Linked DNA regions of Homo sapiens: region 1 is linked to region 2. The links are chromatin contacts, found by Hi-C or POLR2A ChIA-PET in ENCODE. All regions are on one chromosome and are shown on one strand. Each heading gives the region's core, a stretch centred on a gene start or an enhancer-like site at or near the end of the contact. The rest is flanking DNA. Distances are from core to core; before and after follow the strand shown.

Region 1 (7,092 bases), core at 1,794-4,293, 340 kb before region 2:
CCCAAGCTGGAGTGCAATGGCCTGACCTCGGCTCACTGCAACCTCTGCCTCCCAGATTCAAGCGATTCTCCTGCCTTAGCCTCCCTAGTAGCTGGGATTACAGGCATGCACCACCATGCCCTGCTAATTTCGTATTTTTAGTAGAGATGAGGTTTCTCCATGTTGGTCAGGATGATCTCGAACTCCCGACCTCAGGTGATCCACCCGCCTTGGCCTCCCAAAGTGCTGGGAATTCAGGCATTAGCCACCGTCCCCAGCCATGAGGTCACTTCTGAATATGAGTCTACACACTGTGTCATCCATAGAGAAATGCTGGCTAGCCAAAAAATGTCACCTGAACTTAACAACGTTTTGCAGGATGTGATTAAAATTATCAGCCACATTAAAGTACATGCCCTTAACTCATCTGTTCATGCAGGTCTGCAAGGAGACGGATGCAGAGCACACACGTCTTCTCTTATACACAGAGGTGAGATGGATTTCTAAAGGTAGCTCACTGGCCAGAGTTTTTGGGTTACAAGAGCTGCTCCAGGTATTTCTTTTAGAAAAACGATCACCACTGGCAGCACATTTCAGTGACACAGAATGGGTCACAAAACTTGTTTACTTGTGTGACATATCAACCTGGTCAACAAACTCAATCTGTCACTTCAGGGGAAAACGACAACTTTGTTCAAGTCAGCAGATAAGGTGGCTGCATTCAAAACCAAACTGGAATTATGGGGCCGACAAGTGAACATTGGGATTTCTGACACGTTTCAAACATTAGCAGAGATTTTGAAAGAGGCTGAGCCAGGGCCTTCTTTCTCCCAGCTGGTGCGTAATCACCTCTCTCAGCTTTCAAAAGAGTTTGAGGCCAGGCGCGGTGGCTCACACCTGTAATCCCAGAACTTTCAGAGGCTGAGGCAGGCAGATCACCTGAGTTCAGGAGTTCGAGACCAGCCTGGCCAACATTGTGAAATCCTATCTCTACTAAAAATACAAAAATTAGCTGGGTGTGTTGGTGCGTGCCTGTAGGCCTAGCTACTCAGGAGGCTGAGGCAGGAGAATCACTTGAACCTAGGAGGCAGAGATTGCAATGAGCTGAGATTGCACCACTGTACTCCAGCCTGGGCGATTTCCACTTCTTGGCTATTATGAATAATGCTACTATGAACATTCATGTACAGGTTTTTGTGTAGACTTTCATTTTTCTTGTAGCTCTGTGAGGAGATGGATGCAGAGCATCCATGTATAATAATTTGGCCTCGTCCCTGGTTCCTGGGGAGAGACTCTAAATCCTTGTAATATCTGAAGTAATAGGAGTATCTTTGTTTTTCATGAGACTCTCAGATCACACCTGAGTTTACACTAATGAGGTGATGGAGCAAGATTCTGTCTCAAACATAAACAAACAAACAAAAAGGAAAAAAAAAACAGTATGTTTGAGTCAACTTCAAATCTCCATATGTTCTGGATTAAAGTCAAGGTGGATTATCCTGAGATTGCCACAAAAGTACTGGAAAGCCTGCTTCCATTTCCAGCGTCCTATCTTTGTGAAGCAGGGTTTTCTGCAGTGACAGCAACCAGAACGAGATTACGGAGTAGACTGGACATAAGCAACACACTTCGGGTGTCACTGTCCCTGGTGCCAAAAAGGTTGGGGATCGCTGCTGTAGACCATAGATCACTTTCCAGCTAAAGGCTCAGGAAGATGGCATACCTCCCTGTGGGCTACAGCAGAGACCAAGGCTGCCTTCATGCTCTTCCTCAGGAAGTTGCCAACATCACTACATCATTCAGTTCACAAACAGTTCATTGTGACCTCTTGTGTGTTGCAAACAGCATGATAGGCCTAGCACATAGTATAGCCCATCTCTTCTTCCTGGGTTTAAGTCAGTCTCCTTCTACTGTCTACCACTGTGTTATATTATTTTGTACTATATATATTTTTTTTGAGACAGAATCTTGCTATGTTGCCCAGGCTTGTCTTGTACTCTTGGGCTCAAGGGGTCCTCCTGCTTTAGGTCCCCAGTAGCTGAGATAAGAGGACCATACCCAGTTTATGTATTCTCATTTTTACTTTAAAAGTATTTTATTTATTTTATTTTATTTTTGAGACAGGGCCACTCCTATCATCCAGGCTGGAGTGAAGTGGCTTAATCACGTTTTACTGCAGCCTCAACTTCCCAGGTTCAGGAAACTCTCCCACCTCAGCCTCCTGAGTAGCTGGGGCTACAGGTGTGTGCCACCATGCCAGGATAATTTTTGTAGAAGCAGAGTCCCACTCTGTGGCCCAGGTTGGTCTTGAATTCCCAGGCTCAAGCAATCTTCCCACCTTGGCCTCCCAAAGTGTTGGGATTATAGGTGTCAGCCACCACACCAGACCTAAAATAATTTTAAAACACACAAGTACTATATGAATACAATTTAATTCTAAAAATCCAGACACACAGAAATATATACAGTAACAAAAGAGAGTCCTCTACACTCCACCCCCAAGCACTTTCACTCTGAAAATAGGCATATAAAGTTTAGAGTGTTACCACCATTCCTGAATTCTGCCACCAAGATCTTCTGGTCAGCTTTCTCTGTTTCTCTGTTTCTCTGTTTCTCTCTCTCTCTTTCTCTCTCTCTTTCCCTCTCTCTTTCCAATCTCTCTCTCTTTAAGAGACAGAGTCTCACTCCATAGGCTCAGCTGGAGTGTAGTAGCGCAATCATGGTTCACTGTAGTCTACATTTCTGACCACCTTCACTTCTGACCTACCGGCTATAAGTTTGGAAGCTCCCACATCCCCTTAAGGTCTGATAATTCACTAGAATGACACAGAACTCAGGAAAGCTCTATATTTGTGATTACGATTTTATTATAAAGGATACGTATCAGAACCAGCCAAATGAAGAGACACATGGGGAGAGGTCGGGGAGGGTCCCAAACACAGAGCTGCTGTGCTGTCTCTGGATGTGTCACCTTCTTGACACACTGACGTGTTCATAAACCAGGAAGCTCCACTGAGGTTCAGTATTCAGTATTGGTGTTCCATTAAGTAGGCATGATTAATTGAATCAACAGCCACAGGAATGGACTCAGACTCTTCCCCTCCCAGGACACTGGGTGATATCACATGCCTCAAAGCCCCAACTCTGTAATCACATGATCAGCCCCCTTCCTGAAGCTTTCTAAGGTGCCCAGCATGAGTCACCTCAGTGTAAACTCAGGTGTGATCTGAGAGCCTCATGAAAAACAAAGATACTCCTATTACTTCGGAAATTACAAGGATTTAGAGTCTCTCCCCAGGAACCACGGATGAGGCCAAATTCTCTATTATACAACAATAACCAAGAAAAATGAAAGTCTACACAGAAACCCGTGCATGAATGTTCATAGTAGCATTTATTCATAATAGCCAAGAAGTGGAAATAATCCACATGTCCATCAGCTAATGAATGGATAAGTAAAATAAGCTATATTCATATGTCTTGGAGGCCTCCAAGCTCACCCCTGTATTTGATGAGAGGACCCACAGGATGTAGTCATAGTCATGGTTAAGGTTTATAGCAGCAAAAGGATACAAAGCAAAATCAACTAAGGGCAAAGTCAAGAGGAAGCCAGGCACAGGCTTCCCAAGAGTCCTCTCCCAGTGGAGTCACCCAGGATGAGATTAAATCCCCCAGCAATGAATTGTAATAATTTGTGAAATGGTGTCTGCCAGGGAAACTCATTCGTGACTCAATGCCTAAGATTTTTATTGGGAGCTGATCATGTAGGCACCCTCTGCGTAGCATGTACCAAGATTGCAGACTCTAGGCGGAAAACAGGTGGATAGCACAAACCAGAGTTCATACAAATAGTTAAGGCAGAATAAACCATCCATATCAGTTAGGGAATGGTGGAAATCTCCCCAAATTCAAGGTCCCAGACACCAGTCAAGGGCCAATCTGGTAAGCAGGCTTCTCTTTTTATTTATTGATTGATTGATTTACTTATTTATTTATTTATTTATTTTTGAGATGGAGTCTCGCTCCCTCCCCCAGGCTTGAGTGCAGTGGTGCGATCTCGGCTCACTGCAAGCTCCGCCTCCCGGGTTCACGCCATTCTCCTGCCTCAGCCTCCCGAGTAGCTGGGACTTCAGGCGCCCGCCACCACACCCGGCTAATTTTTTGTATTTTTAGTAGAGACGGGGTTTCACCGTGCTAGCCAGGATGGTCTCGATCTCCTGACCTTGTGATCCGCCCCCTCGGCCTCTCAAAGTGCTGGGATTACAGGCGTGAGCCACCGCGCCCGGCCGGCCGTAAGCAGGCTTTTCTAAGGATAGCAGTCTCCAGCCTGCTGTGTTCATGCTTTTTTTTTCACACCATAGGATAGACTATTATTCAGTGATAAAAAGGAATAAAGTACTGATATGTACTCCAACATGGATGAAGCGGGGAACATCACGTTAAGTGAAAAAGCCAGTAACACAAGGCCACATATTGTATGATTCCATGTATATTAAATGCCCGGAAGCAAACCTATAAAGACGGAACAGACAGTAGTGGTTGCCTAGGGCTGGGACGTCAGAGAGAAATAAGGAGCAATTGCTAATAGGTAAAGAATTTCTTTTTGGGGCTATACAAATGTTCTGAAATTCATTGCAGTAATGGGTACACAGCTTTGTCAATACACTAAAAACCATACAATTTTACTCTTTAAATAAATTAATTGCATGAAATGTGAATTATAGCTCAAAAAAGCTGTTAAAAATAAAGAATGTGGCCGGGTGCGGTGACTCACGCCTGTAATCCCAGCACTTTGAGAGGGCGAGGCGGGTGGATCATGAGGTCAAGAGATTGAGACCATCCTGGCCAACATGATGAAACCCTGTCTCTACTAAAAATACAACAACAACAACAACAACAAAAAATTAGCTGAGTGTGATGGCGCGCGCCTGTAGTCCCAGCTACTCAGGAGGCTGAGGCAGGAGAATTGCTTGAACCCGGGAGGCAGAGGTTGCAGTGAGCCAAGATCACGCCACTGCACTCCAGCCTGGCGACAGAGCGAGACTCCGTCTTTAAATAAGTAAATAAATAAATAAAGGGGCCGGGCGCAGTGTTCATGCCTGTAATCCCAGCACTTTGGGAGGCCAAGGCAGGCAGATTACCTGACGTCAGGAGTTCGAGACTAGCCTGGCCAACACGGCAAAACCCCGCCTCTATCAGAAAATACAAAAATTAGCTGGGCGCGATGTCATGTGCCTGTGGTGCCAGCTACTCAGAGGCTGAGGCAAGAGAATCGCTTGAACCCAGGAGGCAGAGGTCGCAGTGAGCTGAGATCGCGCCACTGCACTCTAGCCTGGGCAACAGAGCGAGACACTGTCCCCACACCCTCCAAAAAACAAAAAAATAAAGAAAGAAAGAAAGAAGAGAAGCAGTTGCTCATTTTAGTATGTGCCTTTTTTTTTTTTTTTTTTTTTGCCTTTAGGAATATAAATTCAAGAATATTTGTAAGCAAAAAGGAAGAATAAAATCCCAAACGAGAATGTAGTTAGCTGAGGTATTATACTTCTTGGGTGAGCTTATAGAAATCTTCAATTGGATTATATAATTTTTATTCATAAAGTTTATATTTCCAAATGTTGAATCAGCTGTTGATTTTAAGCAATGTGTGTCACAACTGCTAATGACAGGAGTCACATCAGTGCTAGAAGAGAAAAAATGCACATATGTATTTGTGCTAATAGTTGTTATGCATGCCTCTATCCTTTTTTCTATACAATATACTGTACTACTAGCTAACATTAAAAGTCCTCCTTTAGAACAAAATATAGTAAATTAATAAGTCCCCAGAGGCCGGGCGTGGTAGCTCATATCTGTAATCCCAGCACTTTGGGAGGCCCAGGCAGGCAGATAACTTGAGCTCAGGAGTTCGAGACCAGCCCAGCCAACATGGGAAAACCCTGTCCCTACTAAAAATACAGAAATTAGGCTGGGCACAGTGGCTCACACTTGTAATCCCAGTACTTTGGGAGGCAGAGGCAGGCAGATCACAAGGTCAGGAGTTTGAGACCAGCCTGACCAACACAATGAAACCCCGTCTCTACTAAAAATACAAAAATTAGCTGGGTGTGGTAGCGGGCACCTGTAATCCCAGCTACTTGGGAGGCTGAGGCAGGAGAATCGCTTGTACCTGGGAGGTAGAGGTTCCAGTGAGCCAAGATCGCGCCTCTGCACTCCAGCCTGGGCAACAGAGCTAGACTCCATCTCAAAAAAAAAAAAATTAGCTGGGCATGGTGGTGGACACCTATAATCCCAGCTACTTGGGAGTTTGAGGTGGGAGAATAGCTTGAACCAGGTAAGCAGAGGTTGTAGTGAGCTGAGATCATGCCACTGCACTCCAGCCTGGGCAACAAACCAAGACGCTGTCTCAGAAAAAAAAAAAAAAAAGTCCCCAGAGACTTTAGCCATCTTAGCAGATCACCCTTGTGAACCCAAAAGGAAAGTGGAAATATGAGTTTTGAGTAGGTAAATTGATCTGCTGACATTACCAGCCCAGCATTCTCCAGGCTCTCCATTTCATGAAGAAAGACCTAGCCTTCCCTCTTGATGCTCACAGCAGAACTGCTGGGTAGGTTCTCCTATACACAAACTTCTGGGCATTCTTTTCTTCCCTTTGTTTCAGAAGTACCATTGTATATCCTTCACTGGCTCTGTGCTATATCCAAAGCAGTTTTTTCTGTTTCATTTTCCTGTGAAAAAAATTAAATTCCCGGTTTTTTGTTCTTTCTAACATCCCCCTTCTGCAACAGTCTCTTTATGACCCCAGATTCCCACAGCACTTTTTTTTTAATCCCAGCTATTTCTCCACATATCCAAAAATTATTTCTACCAACTGCTTCCCATTTTCTTAGTGCATGTCTTCCAGCTGTTGGCTTACCAAGAGAGATTTAGATAAACTAAAATACATTAAATATGTATATGATTGATATGCTCTTTAACTTTCTATTTTTAACTAAATTTCTATTTACCTTTTTTTTTTTTTTTTTTTAGACGGACCCTCGCTCTGTCCCCCAGGCTGGAGTGCAGTGGTGCGATCTCTGCTCACTGCAAGCTCCGCCTCCCAGGTTCACGCCATTC
Region 2 (6,357 bases), core at 2,818-5,317:
TTGTGCCTTGAGTTGCTGGGGATAGGCTCTGGCTACCTCCCACCCTGAAGTGCAATAAGCGGGTTGGGTAATAAATGGATACAAATTACAGTAAAATAAAAATTTGTAAAGTAGTGAATAATCCTACAGATACACGACAATAAACGACGCAGTGCGAAAGCGCTCAAGGAGCCGCCACATTCGTTACTGCTCGTTTTTCAACTGCATGGTGGAAGGGGGGGCTCCTGACAATTTTCTCATTGCAAACACTTATTCCTTGACTTACCCACCACATGACTGCTGTCACTCACCGATTCACCAAAGACTGGGTAAAAAATTATCTTACTTGTTTTTATTACCGAAATGCATGTATAGCTCACAGTTATTTCCATTTTTAATAGAAGTGTTTTGGGTCTTAATCTAGAAATGTGGTGATGTTTCCTTGACTAGAAATATGTCGTAGGAATTTAGTTCTGTATTCATATCAATTAGCCCGTGGTTAAACTGGTTTCATTATCCATCGTTTCACTTAAAGTCACAGTTTCCAAGAACTTGTCAATGATGTTAAGTGAGGACTTACTGTATTTTATATCAGCCTTTCTATTTGTTTTTATAACACACAAATTTATTATTCTTGGCCACGCACAGTGGCTCAGGCCTGCAATTCCAGCACTTTAGGAGACCAAGGTGGGCAGATCACTTGATCCCAGGAGTTCGAGACCAGCCTGGGCAACATAGCGAAACACCATCTCTACAAAAAGTATTAAAAAATTAGCAGGGTGTGGTGGCATGTGCCTGTAGTCCCAGCTACTCTGGAGGCTGAGGTGGGACGATCACTTGAGCCCAGGAGGCAGGAGTTGCAGTGAGACAAGATTGTGTCACTGCATCCAGCCTGGGTGACAGAGCAAGACCCTGTCTAAGAAAAAACAAAACAAAACAAAAAAAAAACCATTATTCTCAGCCAGGCGCAGTGGCTCACATCTGTAATCCCAGCACTTTGAGAGGCTGAGGCAGGTGGATCAGCCGAGGTCAGGAGTTCGAGACCAGCCTGGCCAACATGGTGAAACCTGTCTCTACTAAAAATACAAAAATTAGCCAGGCGTGGTGGCAGCTGCCTGTAATCCCAGCTACTCAGGAGGCTGAGGCAGGAGAATCACTTGAACCCAGGAGGCAGAGGTTGCAGTGAGCCCAGATCGCGCCATTGCACTCCAGTCTGGGGGACAAGAGTGAGACTTTGCCTCAAAAAAAAAAAATCATTCTTAATAGTAATATTATATTTCATTTTACAACATACTTTTGGGGTTTCTTTTTTTCTGAGACAGGGTCTTGCTCTGTTGCCCAGGCTGGAGTGCAGTGATGCCCTCAACTCACTGTGGCCTCGACCTTCTGGGCTCAAGAGATCTTCCCACCTTAACCTCCTGAGTAGCTGGAACTACAGATGCATGCCACCATGCCCAGCTAATTTTTTAAAAAAATTTTGTAGACACGGGGTCTTGCCATGTTGCCCAGGCTAGTCTCGAACTCTTGGGCTCAAGTGATCCTCCCACCTCAGCCTTTCAAAGTGTTGGGATTACAGGTGTAAGCCACCGTGCCAGACCATAGTTTGTTTTTAATTTTTTAAAATAATTTTTAGGGTTTTTTTTCCTATTTTTCTTTCTTTGTTTCTCCAGGATGTAGTCTCAAACATATACTAGCTCAAAGGATATGATGTTCCATGGTTTACTACACTTCGCCATGTTGCTTTCCAGAAATATTGTACTAATTTATGTTTGTATGAGGGTATAACTTTCTCAAAAGCCTTGCCAGACTTTGATTTTGTAATTATAATTTGCCAGTTTAACGGCATTGCATGGTTTTGTGTTTTAACTTCTTATAATTACTAAGGAGGCTGAGTCCTCTTCCAAGGATTTGTTTTCTAGTTGTAATGCCTCTTGTGTGAACATGTTCAGATTTTTTTTTGACTGTTAATGCAGTAGAAATAGTATTGCACTTGTGGATTTAATTCCATTCTCTAGATATTCTGGATGTTAATTTTTTTCATTCATTCTATTTATCACAATTTTCCCTCTAAGTCACTTTGACTAAAGAAAGTTTTGCTCAATGGATGCAGCTCCCACTCAGGCAGATCATCAATTCAGCCAAGGTTCCTGCTGCCCCATTTTCTGGTGGCTGCACACTGTAATCCCCTCATAAATTTTCCTGAAGACAGCCTGATTTTTAAGTTCCCCAGCTCCCTAATGAACTGTATCCCAATTTGTCAAATATACCCAGCAATTATTCAATGTTATATCATGTGCTACTGGAAAAAAATCAGGGATACTATTTTCATGCTTGCCTTTCTGGCCATCTCTGATTTATATTGTGCCTTTCTATTAAGGCAGAGTTTCATGTCGTGATCTGAAAGCATTTTACAACCACTGGATCAAACTCTGAAAAGAGAAGAAACCAAAGTCAAGTTGCTATCAATGGCACAATGAGGTAGGAAGGCTGGGGGGCAAAAAAGGTCATGGATAAGATTAAAGAAATCTAAACAAAACTTAAGTATTTGAAACACTTTACAGATTGGACCTGAGGTCAATCTAATTAGCTAAAAAAAAAAAAATCCACTATCTAGAACTATATCTACTTTTTGCACGCATCACCCAAATTGTAAAACAACAACAAAAAATAAGAGCTGTACAAAATACTTAATAAATGTATTCTGTAAGCATCACACAAAATACTTGATAAAAAAAGAACCAAAAGATTTCTACCTGAAAAAAAGTTATCACGGCCGGGCCCAGTGGCTCATGCCTGTAGTCCCAGCACTTTGGGAGGCCTAGGCGGGCGGATCACGAGGTCAAGAGACGGAGACTGACCATCCTGGCCAACATGGTGAAACCCTGTCGCTACTAAAAATACAAAATTAGCTGGGTGTGGTGGCGTGCGTCTGTGGTCCCAGCTACTCGGGAGACTGAGGCAGGAAAATCGCTTGAACCCAGGAGGCAGACGTTGCAGTGAGCCGAGATCGTGCCACTGCACTCCAGCCTGGCAACAGAGTGAGACTCCGTTTAAAAAAAAAGTTATCACTGTCTGTTTCATGGCTTTTGATTATTTATTTTTTTGCCTATAAGAAAGATCCCCAGTTGGGGAAGAACACATCCCAGCACACTTCCTCTCTTTCTCAATTCTTTCTTACTTGCCAGCTTAGACTAAAAGCCACTCACCCATTCCTTCCACCCTTCCATACCTACTCTTCACTCCTTCACCTTAGCCAACTCCTGGCCACAACTATGGTCTCTGGAGAGGATCCTGGTAGACCATAGAGAAGCTACACCCAACAGCTACATATCCAACTGGTGAGAGGGAACATTTCTCCACTGTAGTAGATACAACTACATAGCAGTTCCAAGTTATAGATGCCAAATGGCTCCCATTATTATTACAGTTGGCACTTGTTGAGTACTTAGGATACGCTGTGACCCTAAAAAGCACTGCCTATGTCTTATCTCATTTAATCTTCACCAACCCCATTTTACAGATGAGGCAAAATGGAGTTTAGAAATTTGGCCAAGATCACCCAGCTAGTAATAACAGAGGTGGGGACTGACACTACAACATATGGCCTCTCAGAGGATGGGCAAATGTTTTGATGATTTGTAGCAAACTGTAATTTTTTCCCCAAGTGTGCTATTTTTAAATATAATCACTAAAAAATAATAATCTTACCCCTACTAGTTGCGGGTTGACTGTGACTTTGGGGCCAAATGCAAAAAGCCTCAATCTGCGATTTCCCAGGCAAATAGCACTAAGTACCTGTTCTTGTCCTTGCTGATTCTTCTACATGCAAATCATTTCCCTCTCAACACTGGTAAGACATTTGTAGTCATGCCAGGGGAAGGCAGTGGGGATGTGAAAGGTGGAGGTCCTGGCCTGGAAGTGGAGAGGGCTCTATTTTAGCTCCATTTCCACCACAAACTCAACTCTCGGGATCATGGGTTCCTCACGAGCGAATGGAAACCAGTGGATGATACGGTTTCTAACATCCCCTCCAGCTTTAAATTTCCAGCAATTTATGAAGCCTGGTAATGCCCACGTACTGGTGCCAGCAGTGTGGGTGCAGCACCCCCTGCCGGTGGCCTCCCCGCACTGCCCTGGAGGGAGGTCGTGGCTGGTAGAGCCACACTCCGCCTGCTGGTTGTGTGCGGTGGTGGCCCAGGCCAGGGCACAGGCATTCACGCACACAAAACTCACCCCAACGATGCTCTGAAGTATCTATTGCCATGTGTGTGCTGAAAGAAATGCACTATGATTCAGATCGGCCAAGGCTTGGAAGAGGACAAGAGGATTACAGGGTAATTTAGGAAGCACGTAGAGTTAGACGCAGCTGGACAGGCTTCTGCTTAGCCATGCTGATCGTGAAAAGCCACGATGAAAACTTGATAATTTTTTTAGCACAGCATATTCTCTTAAAGAGAGGCATATATCTGTTCTCTGAAAGTAGAAAATAAATTCTTCCATGGACTTGATGTGTTTAAAATCTAAGGCGAGTGCAGGTCCCGACCCCTCTCCATCCCCACCGCTTGCTTATCTGCTTCAACAATCTGCAGCCTGAGCCTGCTCACCTGTGTCGGCTCAACACCAGCCCAGCCACTTCATGTCTCAGCAATCTGACCTGCCCTTCAAATATCACCAGCCTCCAATGCCATTCCTGCTGGGGGCATCTGATGGGAAACACAGGTCCTTTCAACTTAAACTCGAGATAAGCACACATAAAGCATCTACCCCCTAAGGACTTTAGCAATTATTTTTAAAATGAAAAACCTGAGCTTTGAATGTAGCGCCCAAAGTAGAGCGGAGACATGGAGGAAATAATCAACTTGATTCCCTCTTCTGTCATTCACCTCTTCCAGAAACCTGGAACCTGAAGGCGAGGTTGTTTTGCCAGCACCCAGCACCTCGCCTTGCTGTTGATCACCTTCCCTAGGAGCACAAAAGTCAGAGGGGAGAAAGGATGGGAGTGCAAGGTTTGTCCACTGGGGCAGGTGGACGGGGAGGATCTCAGGCTGGGTTTGGGTATTATGGAGCCAGTATCAGGCTAACATCTCATAGTGTGGCTTTAGCCAGGCCCCAAGGGGGAATCCAATCTATAGTGAAGTTCATTTTCACAATAAGCTTTGGAGGGTATCATTCATCCAACTCAGACAGACATATTGACTTACCGATAACTTCATTAATGAAAGCACCTGCCTGGCCTGGAACCCTATTCTCTAAACCAAGGACTCCCAGTTCCCAATGTGTGGTCTATCCCCTGCAGTGCTTTTCCAAGGTCCGCCACAGTTGGCTCTACTTTCTCTCCTCCCTCCTCTCAACTTCTGAATCTTTCTTTTCTCTTCCTTCTACCCTTCCAAATGTAAGCAAAATGTAAACCAATGTAGAGATAACTTTTAATTCTTCCCCTAATCCTTTACCCCAAATCTGCTCAGAAAAAGTCTAGAACCAGAACTGACAGAGGCAGAATTCTGTGTTAGAAACTATAGGGGAGGGTGAAAGACTAAGACTAAGGTGGAGTCTCTTTTCCCAATTCTTTTTTTTTTTTTTCTTTTGAGACAGGGTCTCGCTCTGTCACCCAGGCTGGAGTGCAGTGGTGCAATCACAGCTCACTGCAGCCTCTGCCTTCTAGGCCCCAGGCCCAAGTGATCCTCCCACCTCAGCCTCCCAAGTAGCTGGGACTACAGGCGTGTGCCAGCTAATTTTTTTTTTTTTTTTTTTCGTAGAGACAGAGTTTTGCCATGTTGCCTAGGCTGGTCTCAAACTCCTGGGCCCAAGCAATCTGCCCGCCTCAGCTCCCAAAGTGCTGGGATTACAGGCATGAACCACTGCGCCCAGCCTCTTTTCCCACTTCTTATATCTAGGCTGGTCTTGTGGTTTTGTTTGGTCAATAGAATGTATGAAAGTGATGCTGTGTGACTTTCAGAGCCTGGGCCTTGAGAGGCCTTGGAGCTTGCACTTTGGTCCCTCGAAACACTGCCATGCTTGTTCTGAAAGGAAACCATTGTCACCTACCAGGGAATGAGAAGCCATGAGACAGAAAACCAAGGCGCCCAACCAACAGTCAGTGCCAACCACCAGCTGTGTGAGTGACGGCAGCTGCATGAGCCAGCCCAGGTGAGACCAGCAGAGGAACTGACCAGCCAGCAAAGAATCATGAGAAATAGTCTATCGATGTTGTTTTAAACCACTCCATTTCTGGCTGGTAGGCAGCAATAGAGAACTAAAACACACACTTTTGCCTTTGTCTCTATTGTTTATGGAATGAGATATTAGAATAGGGCTCTTTCTGCCTCCATTTTAATTGAGGCACCAATATGATAGATATCAGATACCTACATGACTGTG

Evidence for each region. Hi-C counts contacts between places; a loop is a spot of excess contacts on that map. ChIA-PET counts read pairs that join two places held with the same protein, here RNA polymerase II (POLR2A). Pooled maps may share reads with other maps.
Region 1: a loop to region 2 is called in a pooled map, with 2.5 times the contacts of the local background. The contact joins two enhancer-like sites. A Hi-C loop is called at or near these places in 1 of 50 pooled maps. POLR2A ChIA-PET finds 5 or more read pairs at or near these places in 3 of 52 experiments (Panc1 and activated T-cell).

Annotation. Positions count from the first base shown.
Region 1 is chr4:82,392,013-82,399,104 of GRCh38, forward strand. No RefSeq gene overlaps it. Among named protein-coding and RNA genes, the nearest start is that of HNRNPD-DT, 21 kb to the left of the region's middle. Within about 2 kb of position 3,044, at least 2 of the 41 ENCODE cell types and tissues checked have a DNase peak (open chromatin) inside an H3K27ac peak, as active enhancers do.
Region 2 is chr4:82,735,389-82,741,745 of GRCh38, forward strand. All of the region lies in intron 1 of SCD5 (stearoyl-CoA desaturase 5), which reads right to left. Among named protein-coding and RNA genes, the nearest start is that of MIR575, 15 kb to the right of the region's middle. RefSeq lists a silencer at 4,129-4,218. Within about 2 kb of position 4,068, at least 2 of the 41 ENCODE cell types and tissues checked have a DNase peak (open chromatin) inside an H3K27ac peak, as active enhancers do.